Linked DNA regions of Homo sapiens: region 1 is linked to region 2. Evidence: chromatin contacts called from ENCODE Hi-C data. All regions are on one chromosome and are shown on one strand. The core of a region is the stretch at or near the end of the contact, and the rest is flanking DNA. Distances in the headings are between cores, read along the strand shown. Region 1 holds the start of PRKN (parkin RBR E3 ubiquitin protein ligase). Region 2 holds the start of IGF2R (insulin like growth factor 2 receptor).

Evidence for each region. Hi-C counts contacts between places; a loop is a spot of excess contacts on that map. Pooled maps may share reads with other maps.
Region 1: a map of ovary shows a loop between it and region 2 (13-fold over the local background). The contact joins the promoter of PRKN here to the promoter of IGF2R in region 2. A Hi-C loop is called at or near these places in 2 of 168 maps with a recorded cell type or tissue (CD8-positive, alpha-beta T cell and ovary) and 8 of 50 pooled maps.

What each region holds. Positions count from the first base shown.
Region 1 is chr6:162,725,087-162,731,379 of GRCh38, reverse strand. It overlaps PRKN (parkin RBR E3 ubiquitin protein ligase), which reads left to right and starts at 3,614. Exons shown (of 12, transcript NM_004562.3): 1 at 3,614-3,718. The coding sequence starts at 3,712. PACRG (parkin coregulated) reads right to left here and starts at 3,406. Exons shown (of 5, transcript NM_001080379.2): 1 at 2,989-3,406. The coding sequence starts at 3,144. RefSeq lists silencers at 3,786-4,007, 3,497-4,036.
Region 2 is chr6:159,967,792-159,974,098 of GRCh38, reverse strand. IGF2R (insulin like growth factor 2 receptor) reads right to left here and starts at 5,017. Exons shown (of 48, transcript NM_000876.4): 1 at 4,704-5,017. The coding sequence starts at 4,852. RefSeq lists silencers at 4,397-4,526, 4,547-4,826, 4,837-5,456.

The sequences.
Region 1 (6,293 bases), core at 2,365-4,864, 2.8 Mb before region 2:
ATACAGATAAAATTTTTATCCCAAACATTTCAATCCAAGGTTAGTTGAATCCATGGAGGCAGAATCTGTACAAAGAGCTGACTATATCTGTATTATATACTGATGGTCACGCCAGTTCTGAAAATCTGAAATCCAAAATGCTCAAAAGAGTTTTCTTTGAGTGTAATGTCAACACTCAAAAAGTTTTGTATTTTGGACCACTTCAGGTTTCAGACTTTTGGAATAGGAATACTCAACCTTTAATATTAAAAAAATTATTTATTCCATTCCCCTAAACTTTGAGCATAAAGCATCTATAGTCTTTTGAGAAGGAAAGCTGTAATAGAAAGCTTAGGCTGAACTCAACTTCTCTGTCACCATAACCCTGGGTCGATTTTCTAACTTGCTTCGTGATAAGCTTGTTCAGCACAGAAAGTATCTGACAAGATAAAGACAACAAAATACTGGGTTACTAGTTTCTGGTCATGGGCTCTATCACACCCCAAACAAGACTTTTAAAGGAAAATGAACTATGAAATCTTCAAGTTGTGTATCTCATATCTCTTTATAGGCAAGCACTATAAAAATGTGAATTTGAATATTATTTCATTGCAGGGCTTTTGTGATGCTTGTTTTCTTATAGAATGCAACAAAAATTTCATGGAAAGAAAGTCTAGTTTCTATTGAAGAAAAATATTTGACATTGAGATTTTAAAAATTTTGCCATTTACATTTATCATTATTTTTTCAATAATCTTGCACTCTCATATCCAGATTGTTTAAATAAGCATTTCTGCTTGCACAGCCCATTTGATGAAACATATTTATTATCAAGTTTATGTACTTGTATCACTATCGCACTCAGAGAAATATCAGGAGTCTCTGTATAACTCCTTATGATATATACAGTTCTTCATGTTTTAGGTGGAAGAGCATTGGAATGTTGACTTATCTAACTGGAAAAGTGGTTTGGAGGGTGTTGGCTCTTGGAGCATGAGGTTGCAATTAAGAAAAGCTGGAAATTGGCATACACGTCCTGAATCAAAATACACCTTCAGAAAGAGATGAGGACATTTTCACCTTATAATGCTGAGAAGTCTATACTGCTAAAGATAAAAATGGTGAAATGTAAATATTGGTTATGAAATTGAAAATTTTTATTTCCTGTACCACTGAAGTTATTTTGTATAAACGGTATTGTCCAGCCTTCTTTTATCAAGATTTGAATGTTGTTATTTTGGTTTTCCTCGGAGTACTAAGGGCAGGGACTTTGCTTTGCTGATCCCAAATCCCCAGAACTGTGCTTAGCAAACACTGGGTATTAAAAAAAAAAAAAAGAGAGACAGTTGTTGACTGAATAAATAGATGAATGGATAAATAATGTTTGCATTTAAGAATTACGATTTCCAATGGCAAGAGAGGTATTGCTAGTACAAGATTTTCCTTTAGAACATAAAAAGAGAAGATAATGGATCTCAATTAAGTTGTTTATAAAGAAGCCTGCTTCATAATCAATGTTTTTTTTAAGTCATGTAGGCATACTTATTACATTTGGCAATACAGAAACATCAGATTTTGCAGAACTATCTCTTTAGGTGTAAGATTATATTAAAGAATTAATATGATACAAGAATTATGAATACAGGTTTAGGAAAAAACAGAAAAGAACCCCAACCAGTAAAAAAAAAATTAAAGTATAACATTAAAAAACATCAAAATTGTAAATATTGTGTAGAAGAAAAACTAAATGATTAACCTGAATGGTTATGGTATTGCTGATAAATGCATCATCTTGACTCCTAGGAGAACCAATTTATGTGAAATTCCATGAAAAAGAATTAGTTACAACAAGCAGAATTTTAGTCCATTTCCAAGAATTTTAACTACTGTAAATCACCTGACACACTTCCCAATAATTAGGATATCGTTTTGCATAGCCACATGGGAACCTGGCCTAGAGGTCTATAGGTAATCTGTTTCATTCATGTATTTTAAGTATGTCGTTTAGGAATAAGTTATCAGGTTTGCAACCTATAAGCAAAGGAAATAATGTGACACTGGAAAACAACACTATTCATTTAACATAATGAATTGCCATGTAATAACTCAGATCTTCCCAGGGTGTAAATTACACAAATTTGAAAGATGCATTTATTATTTAATGCCTCATTCCCAGACAGTTGCTTACTCAGTAGCAAAATCTGTCTTAGCATACCAAGTGTAAAGCTATTTAACAAATAGGAAGGTTTAAAAAATATATACTATCATGCAGACAGCTAAAATATTTGTATATATTTTTAATCTTTTTTCTCTAATGATACTTAGAATATTTTATTTTTATTACTACAAATAATAGAGATGAAATATGAATTGTATTAGTAGCAGAGATATATGAGCTAAAGCTTGTATTGTTTAAAGCACATCATCTTAAAAGGCCTGTCAGGAAACAGTGTTCATATTAAGTTGGCTTTCAGTACTCTAAGAAGATGACATCATTTTGTAAGAGACAAGTGTTGTTAGAGCAAATGCTAGGATATTCTAAAATTTCCTAGGTTGAAGTGAAGAAATTTCTCATTATAGATTATTTCATGAGTTTATGTTCCCGGTTGTATATCAGCTCATGTTAAATTTTGCAAGAGTTTATGATTTCTAAGAACTCACCTTCTATAAGGCCCTTTGCTGAGTGGGGCTAGTTAGGAATTAGTAAGTAAAGGGGATCTTTTTTCCTCGTGTAAATAGCTTAAGAGTAATTTTGGGCGGTCCAGAAACCATAAGTTATCAGGAAGGTGCTTATAAATGGGCAGAGTACATCACTTGCCCAAGATTCTAACAACCTAGCCTGCCCCCCACACACTGTGGGGCACCGTTTGCTACTTGCCAAGTAACTGCCTTTTTTGGCAAAGACCACCCAGGACATGGCTCAGAGTCCATCCTAAGGCTGGCCAACCTCTGTAAATCTCGTGTCCCCTGATTCAGAGCGAGTGCATTTAATTCAGGAAGATCACTTACGACTGAGTTTTTCATCATGGCTTTGACTGTGAAACCCTCAGAAACCAGAGAGTGAGGCTGGTGCACCGGGAGCGGCTGTTGTGCCAGCAGCTTGGTCCTCTTCGGCATCTTGTCTGGGCATTTGTTTAAGCTCAGGGTCTCTTTTTCTGCCACCATCTTCCTAGAAAATGTCTTGTTCTCATAAAAAGTGTAGTAAAAGAATCAGTGGGCTTTACGGATGTGAGCAGGAGGTCTGGAAAAAAATATCAAAAGGCGCGATAATGGTAGAAATTCAACCCCTCGTAGTGCCCAGGTTGATCCAGATGTTTGGCAGCTCCTAGGTGAAGGGAGCTGGACCCTAGGGGCGGGGCGGGAAGAGGGCAGGACCTTGGCTAGAGCTGCAACAAGCTTCCAAAGGTAAGCCTCCCGGTTGCTAAGCGACTGGTCAACACGGCGGGCGCATAGCCCCGCCCCCCGGTGACGTAAGATTGCTGGGCCTGAAGCCGGAAAGGGCGGCGGTGGGGGGCTGGGGGCAGGAGGCGTGAGGAGAAACTACGCGTTAGAACTACGACTCCCAGCAGGCCCTGGGCCGCGCCCTCCGCGCGTGCGCATTCCTAGGGCCGGGCGCGGGGGCGGGGAGGCCTGGAGGATTTAACCCAGGAGAGCCGCTGGTGGGAGGCGCGGCTGGCGCCGCTGCGCGCATGGGCCTGTTCCTGGCCCGCAGCCGCCACCTACCCAGTGACCATGATAGGTACGTGGGTACCTGCCAGGTACAGCCTCTCTGCGCCGCCCCACGCCCCGGTATGGCGCCACGCCCCGCCTCGGCCGACCAGGACCCCCGGTGCCAACTGTCAATGACGGGGCCAAAGTGCCCGTGCCGTCCCCGGCCCGCGCCGCCGGGCTCCCCAGCTCAGCGACGCGGGTCCGGGGCCCCAGTGTGTGCGTTCGAAGCCCTCGCCTGCCCGCCCCTGCTCTGAGCGTTCTCATGAAGACCGCCTCGACGGGGACGCCAGGCGGCCCCGCACCCCCGCTCCTCGTTCGCGGTCCCCCGGACCGTGTGGGGTCCCGAAGCCTTCTCCCCGCCGCCGCCCCTCACCTTCGCCCCGCCGCCGCCCCTCACCTTCGCCCCTCACCTCACTGGCCGGTTGTGGTGCGGTTCAGGACCCATCGAGACCCACTCTCTGTGGGGCTCTTTCAGGAAACCGCAGCAAAGCATTAAACTCTAATGGAAGGCACCTGGTGAGGGTGGCTGGCTCCACAGAAACTCCTCCAGATAGATCTAAACTTGCTCCCTCGGATGTTTCCTTTTAAACTTCTCATTGGAGGGCTGAGATGAAAGAAACATTAAGAGTAAATAGTAGCCAAGATTAAATCTATTGCCTTTTGCAAAATAACCTTTCTTTTTTTTTTTTGTAAAAGAACGACCGAGGTGCAAGTTTGTGAACGAAACTTAGTGGCATCAGAGTTGTTCATGAACACTTGATGTGTAAGATGAGCAAAGGTCCTCTCTTCCAGGGTTGTTGAGCCAAAAGTTACTTTAGGGGCTATCCCTGAAAATTAATGGAAATGCACCATATGTTTGAAAAACAGTGCTAGATGGGGTTTCATTATTGTGGAGGTTTCTCCAGGTTATGTATGGAGGGTTTAGTGAGCTTGTTTATTCCTGAGGAGGGTCCTTTACAAAACACTTTTGATTGCAGTAAGTACGTTCGAAGTCAGATGTGGTCTGTCCAGAAGAAAGATGAGAGGTGGATTTATAAAGTATATGATCTTTATGCACTGAAAACACTTCTTACATCTGTTTATTTGTGAAGTTATTGTTAAAATGTAAACATTCTCCCCATCAGTGGGAGAATCAAGCCAGCTAACTGGCATGGTCTTTGTGGTAAAACAAGAATGTTGTCCAACTTTTCTTCCCTTTCTAGCATGGTCTGACTTTTGGTGAATGACTTGAAAGTTAATCAAATTACGAAAAAAATATTTTTTATGAGTCTTCTTGAGCTCTTTTTAGGTGACATTTACGTAAGATTCACTTGCAAGCACAAGTTTGAACTGAATCAGAAAACCAAGTAGAAGAGATTTTCCAATATCTGTGCTGTCAGTCTACAGGAAGAAAATAGCCTATACCTTATTTTGAAGACAGTTAAATACATTTTATTTTAATTTAACTTAATCTAGTGCACAGATAATTTTAAGAGAAACAAATTTATTGTAAAGCTATATAAAGACAAGCACTTAAGATCTAAAGAACATTACTCAGTTATAAGTTATGACCTAATAAGTGATTATATAAATAACTTTATTAGGATGAAATGTGTTTGGACAGTTCTGTTTAGTTTTATCTGGAATTCTTCCAATAAGGAAGAAATATCTTTGGAGTTGATGATTAAACAGTTATCAATTACTGGTAATGACATGGAGAATATAAGGTTGGTTTTTAAAAGTGTTATTTCTCTCACTCCAGCCATGGTTTTACATAGTGCAAATAAGTGTGCAGTACAACATAAATGATTAAATCCATGCCTGCTTTCCCTAGGAAATGTGCCTTACATATAAGATCATGGACAATGTGCAATAAAATATTCAACTAGTTGCATTGCCTAATTCTGAAATTAGACACACGTCTTTTTTTTTTTTTTTTCCTCTTTTTGAGACAGGTTCTGTCTCTGTCACCCAGGCCGGAGTGCAGTGGCACCATCACAGCTCACTGCAGCCTCCAACTCCTGGGCTCAAGTGATCCTCCCATCTCAGCCTCCTGAGTAGCTGTGACTACAGGTGTGTGCCACCATGCCTGCCAATTTTTTGTTATAGTTTTTGTAGAGATGGAGTTTCATAATGTTGCCCAGGCTGGTCTCAAACTCCTGGGCTCAAGCAATCCTCCCGCATTCGCCTCTGAAAGTGCTGGGATTACAGGCATGAACCACCACGCCCAGCCTCATTAGCCACATTTCAGTAAACATCTGAATGGTCAGTTTGGGATTTGGGTGTCGTGAACAGTGCTAAAGGTAGGTGAAAGTGAAAACCATTAAAAGGAAGCCTTGGAGTGATGGGTTTTGTGTTTTTGTGACAAAAATTCAGAGCCAGGAAAGACATTATAGACTTTATCCAGTGATCACTAAAATGTAAATAGTATGTATCTGGGATTTTCTGTTAAAGGTAAGAGTGCTTCTCAAAGCTTGCTCCTTTCAGGCCTATGCTTTCTCTAACTATTACACTCACCTTGTTGCGGGATTCGGGAGTATGAGGGAGACCTCAGGTTGAAGCAGGAGAATCTTTATTGAGTGTACTCAGGCCCAGCTGACTCACATCCAAAAGACTGGGCCCAG
Region 2 (6,307 bases), core at 3,768-6,267:
GCAAAATTGTAATTCGGCATTACAGTCTGGTGGGTCCCATGAAGTCAAACAGCTGCTACGCCCACCTCCTCATACACCATTCATGACCAGTTACAACATTAGCAAGAGCTCTCTGTGGCTAGGACAATCCAAAGAAGAAAAGGAGGAAGAAAAAGAACAGCACCTGCAAAGTGATAAGCTACTCTCTGCCACTAGGCTCAGTTCTAGAGCCTGCTCAGTTCTTTCCCCAATACAATAGTTTATATACCAAGATCAAAATAGGGAAGGGAACATCTCAATTATTTCTCTCAGCCCCATCTTTTAAAAATCCCTCTCTCTATGAAATGCTGACAAAAGACGTGAGGCCCAACGCAGGCATTCATTTCCTGGGAATCTGTCAGGATGCTGTTCTGAGAATTAATCCATGAGATCTAATGTAACCATAATTAACAACCTTAGGCTTCCACATACACTTACTGTTGAAATGCACACACACAAATGGATGTGATCCAGGTTTAACATGTGGCCCAAATTAGGCATATAAGCACTGTTCCTTTGGAAAAATTACAGGGAAAAAAAAATCTCCTTAGAGACAGTAACTAAACCAACCTCAACTCCCAGCTGGCTTCATTATTCTCTTGTCCTCAATATAATAAAAACTTTCTAGCATTTATACCTAAACAATTTGGGGAAAACTTGTCCTGTACAAATTTTGAAGCTCTTAACTACCTTAAATCTAACCATCCCAAAGCATTATTTTATCATTAATGCACACTGCTAAGACCTCACCCATTAAGCATCTTGTTAACACCTAACTAAAGGGTGGAAACTTGCATATTACATATATAATATGACATTTTACAAAGTTTAAAGCATATGGTAATAAGTAAAGCCACTGACAAGCTGAGATCACTTTAGACACTGTTGTTGGTTTTGCATGGCCTGGCCTCTGCTCCTCTCCTCCTGAATGCCCTCTCTTCTTGCTCTACTATTCCCGCCCTCCACTGACCTTCAACACTCCTTCCTGCCCCAGGTCTTTTCTACAGGCCAGTCCCACAGCCTATCACACTAGCCTCAGAAACAAGTTTTCTACTAACTTTGTACTAGCAATATCACCTCCCAAGAAATACCTGCATAAGAATCATTAACTTCTAACTCAGCACTGGGACCACCTGGCAAGTAATCCACTTGACACTTGAAAAATGCTTTGCTGAGTCTCTCCAAAAAAAACCATGCACTTATTTAAAGCGCTGCTTCAAGCCAGATACACTTTGGGAAATGAGCCTTTGTCGTGCCTGCTGTTCAATGCACAACTCAGAGGGCAGGCCCCTCCACGTGCACGGACACAGTTAAAGCTGCTGCTGAAATGGTGCTGTCTCCTTCGTTCCTCCCAATAACTAACTGCACCAGGAACCGCACCCCATCCCAGGAGTGCTCAGAGCCAAAGGTCACCTTGAAGCTTTGCCCCCACAAGGTGCCTCGCAGGCACCCCTGAAGCAGGCCCTCATGTCCCTCTTGTGGGTCTAAGCGACTGCAGATGAAAAATATTCTCTCTAGGTTCTAGAGAGCTGGGCTTGGGAGGAGAGGTAGTTTTCCTGGAAATCCAACTCCATCTTTTAGAGACAATGAGAATTTACGGCTAGGATTCTGTTAAAGCCATATGGTGTCTGGGTGCTCCAAAACCTTTGCAAGGATAATGACTTTCTGGGGGCCATACAATGAACAAGAATACTATCAATGGAAAAACACATTCCACGTATGAAATTACCAATTTACAAACATTTGGAATGTGATCCTTCTGTACATTTGGGACTGCCTCCATGTGACCAAGCAGCAAAAACAAACGGGGACATTTGTAGGACTCGACTTTTCATGCTCACAGTGGAGACCTGGCCGAGTTATTTACATTTCAGCAAACTGATGCCCAGGAACAAAATTAAAATGGAGCTTAACACGTCACACCTTGGTGACACGATAAAATTTTTTGTATCAAATTAAAAAAAAAATCAACTTACATTCCTATTCCTCAACTACATGCTACATTTACGGAAATTTTAGCCAGTTTTATCTCATAAAAGTACAGATGACTGATAACCTCCCCCGCCCCAAGAAAAGTTTTCAAAAAGTATTTAAGGAGAGGTATCAGTTTAAAACAGGAACATAAACCCAGCATGGTGCCTCATGCCTGTAATCCCAACACTTTGGGAGGCTGACGCAGGAAGATTACTTGAGGATAGGAGCTTGAGGCCAGCCTGGGCAACATAGCAAGACGTCATCTCTATTAAAAATTTTAAAAAATATATAATAAGCCAAGTGGGGTGGCACACACCTGTAATCCCAGCTACACAGAAGGGTGAGGTGGAAGGACTGCCTGAGCCCAGGAGTTCACGACTGTAGTGAGCTATGACTGCACCACTGCACTTCTGCCTGGGCAACGCGGTGAGACCCTGCCTCAAAAAATTATAAAACAGGAACAGACAGGAAGTTCACTTGGCACATGTTGGGTTTAAAGTAGAGATTGCAAGTGGTTCTGGAGAAGTCTGCATGTGCAACTACAGGGAAGTAACAGGGAAAGAGGTGGGTGAAAATCCGTCTCTGAAATGATTGGCAGATTTGTCATCCTAAGAAAATCTGGCAGAAAAATTAAACACAACTTTTAAGATATTCTAAGACTACAAAGGGCAGATCTTATTATATTCACAATGCATATCAACCTCAGAAACCTCTTCAGCATTTGCTAAGTATGCCCACGTGTGACAGTGGCCAGAAAAACGTAAAGATACAAAGGCCATTCCTACTAGACCAAGAGGCCGTGTTCCACCTGGAGATGAAGTTCGTGAACACAGGTTCAAGACACTGCCATGACTAACCTAATGCAAAAGTAAGGGTCCCATCAATCAGCCAAAGTATCAGTCTGCCCTTGAAGCCACCTTAATCTTAACTGTGAAGAAAACAAACTTCAATTTGTTAACAAGACCAAGACTTCAACCACACTAGGCCAGCTGGGTTAATTTCTTATTGTATTTATTTATTTATTTTTGAGACAGGGCCTTGCTCTGTCGCCCAGACTAGAGTGCAACTCGACTCGATCACAACTCACTGCAACCTCGACCTGCGGGGCTAACGTTATCCTACCACCTCAGCCTCCCTTAACTGGGAGGACAGGAGTGTGCCACCGCGCCCGGCTCTAATTTTCATATTTTTTGTAGAGACGGGGTTTCGCCATGTTGCTGAAGCTGGCCTCCAACTCCTGGACTCAAGTGACCCGCCCACCTCGGCCTTCCAAAGTGCTGGATTCCGGGCATGAGCCACCGCGCCCAGGCGAGTTAATTTCTTATTTTTGGTCACAGAAGCCATTATTCCAAAATGCCTTCCTCTAAATGTTGTTCTCAGCCTGACCTCGTTTAAGCTGCCACCATTTCTCTGTATCATACTAGTTACTGGAGTAACTATGTATCTTAGGGTAGCTAACTGGTCTTTAAACTAGTGTCACAAACTCTCCCTCCATCCACCCTTCCCCTTCCAAAAAAGGGAGCATAAAAAATATGGGCCTTTCCAAAGAGTTTCTATCGTGAGATCAGCCTCACCCTCCTTAGACTAATTTCTGCATGTTCTGAACACAGGGGTGCTAATAAAACTATCTCTGATGCATGGGAAAAATAAGAACCCCCCCCATAAACCCTACCACAAACTCCAAGTTCAGCCCAAAGTAGGCTCAACTTTGTTTCACTCTGAAAAGTAACTTGTAAAAGTAACTTGTAAAAGTAACAGTAACAGGGAGAAACTGTTGTCTGTTCAAAACTTTTCATCCTGCTTCCTTTTTACCAAAGTTTAAAAAAATAAACAAAAGCTGAATTTTCCATCATCCTAAACAGTCCAGAAAAGGATGGTCAGAAAATTCCTGAAATTCGAAGTTCCCCAGGCCCTGGACTGCTAGCAGTTGCGCGAGGTGAACAGCCCTCGATGGGACTGATGGGTTATACAATCATGGTTCCCAGAGCAAGATCCACTAGAATAATCCGCCCCGGAGACAATGACATCATGTGAGCAACCAGGCAGGAAGTTGGGCTCAGAGAAGTGAAGGGTCAAGTCTTGAAAGCTCACACTGGACGACACCCCCTGCCCCCAATCTAAAGAAGACAAAAGTCACCGCCTGCTAAAAATATATATATATATATATTCTTTAAAGAGAAAATGAGCCCACGGGGGGAAATCAATCAGCAAATGAAACCACAAACACTCAACTCCAGGACCATTCCTGCGGGCTCCAACGCCCCGGTGAGCCTCTCCACACCGAGGGGCCTCACCGGTGCCCCGCTGGCGAAACTCTGATGCAAACGCGCAGCGGGAACAAAGCAAACTGGAGTTCCTGCCTCCAACTTTCCCGGACGCCCGGCCGCGCGAGGGCAGGCGCCGACCCCAAGGGCCGGGGCGACCGCTCCGCACAAAGCCACCCCCGACTCAGCGACAGCCACAAGTGGCCGGACGCGGGGCTCCAGGACCGCCACGACCGCGTGTGCCCCCGCGCCCCCCGCCTGCGCACGGGACCCGGCGGGACTCGCGGACACCACGCAGGCAACTTTCCCTCGGGAACGGGGCGGACCCCGGCGCGGAACGGAGGCGACTTGGAGACCCCAGGAGCTCCTCGAGCGCTCCCCGCCCCCCACGCCGGCCGCTCACCCCGGGCACCGCGAGCGGAGCCTGCGTCCGGGCGGGCCACCCACCTGCACAGCTCGGGGAACGGGGCGGCCTGGGCCTGCGTGGACCCCGGGGCAGCGACGAGCAGCAGCAGCTGCAGCAGGAGCAGAGAGCGCTGCGGGCGGCGGGCGGGCGCGGGCCCCAGGTGGGGGCTCCGGCCGGCGGCGGCCCCCATCGCGCCGGGCCCGGACTGCGCGGCGGGCGCGAGGCTAACGGCGCGCGACTGCTGGGGGCCGCGCCCGGGACGGGGTCGCGCCGCCAGGGCAAAGGCGGAGGTGGAGACGGAGCGGGAGCCCGAGGTGAGCGCGGCTCGACTGGGCTCGGCGACAGCGACAGCGGCAGCGGCGGCCCCGGAACCGCGTCACGTGACAGCCGCCCGGCACCGCCCCCCCACCCCCGCCCCCCGCTCACGTGACTCCCTTGTTCAGGTGACCCCCGCCCGCCCCGGCTCCTCCCAGGCCCGGGTCACGTGAGCGCAGCGCGCGGGACAGGAAGCGGCGCGGGCGGGGCGCAGGCTCCAGGTGCCTCCCGGGGCCTGAGCCTCTCGGCGGGCTGGGCGCGGCGGGGGTGCCTAGCCGGGCCTCAGTTTCCCCTCCCACCGCGCCCTGCTGGATCGTGGCGGGTGCTTCCCAGGTTAGAGCAACTGTTCCCAACCTCGATCGACCAGTAGGGGAAAATAGGGAACTTGGATCAAAGTGCCAGGGAGGTAAATGCCTTCGCACAGCCTAGTGGCAGCGGATCCGTGGGGGGTGGGAACACACTTTAACTGCCCGTGGAGTCAAATCATGGGGGTTTACAACCTTGGCCCGTCAGAGCCTCTCAGACCTTCTGTGGGAATGTTATTTCCCAAGCGTGGGCTTCCTACAGCAAGGAAGGCAGCACAAATCCAGCAAGGTGAAAGAGTGGACAAAAGTGTCGCTGTCAAGCAAGTGCCACTCAACAAAGCTTTATTAATTCACTACGTGGATGGCCATGAGCTAGCCACAATGAAAGTAGAACGATGAATCTAAAAGTCTTGAACTAAAAAAATTCACTTTCTTTTAGAGTAAATATACAAAATAATCATGACTGAAAATAGTAATCATCATCATCATAAAAGCTCATCTTTTTTAGTGCTTATTCCATACCAGACACTGCTAAGCATGTAAGCATGAATCTTTAAAAACCTATGAGATGGGAACCTACTTATAGATGAGGAATTGAGGCACAAGGATACTCAGTGACTTACTCAAAGACACTCTGGGATGTGGCAAAGCTGGAATTCAAACACATATAAATAATCATGACCCAATAATAGCTAACATTTCTTGAGCAAGTAATTATGTACGAAGTACTGAAGTGTTCGGACACTGTGATTTAGCTCATTTAATCCTAACAGTCCTGTAAGAGGGGGTGCCTTTATTGCATCCGTTTTGCAGATAAGGAAAGTGAGGAATGGAGAAATTAAATAACTAGTTAGTCTTGCAGCTAGTAAGTGAAAAAGCCCGGGTTTGAGCCCAAGCCAGTCACAGGCCTGTGACATAACCACCGTGCTATTAATATATTGCCCAAGAAAAGAAAGTGTTGTAGTGGGTCAAAGGGAGAGCTCAGGTGTAAACTGTGGACGTCGAAAAAGGGTTTGTGGTGACCG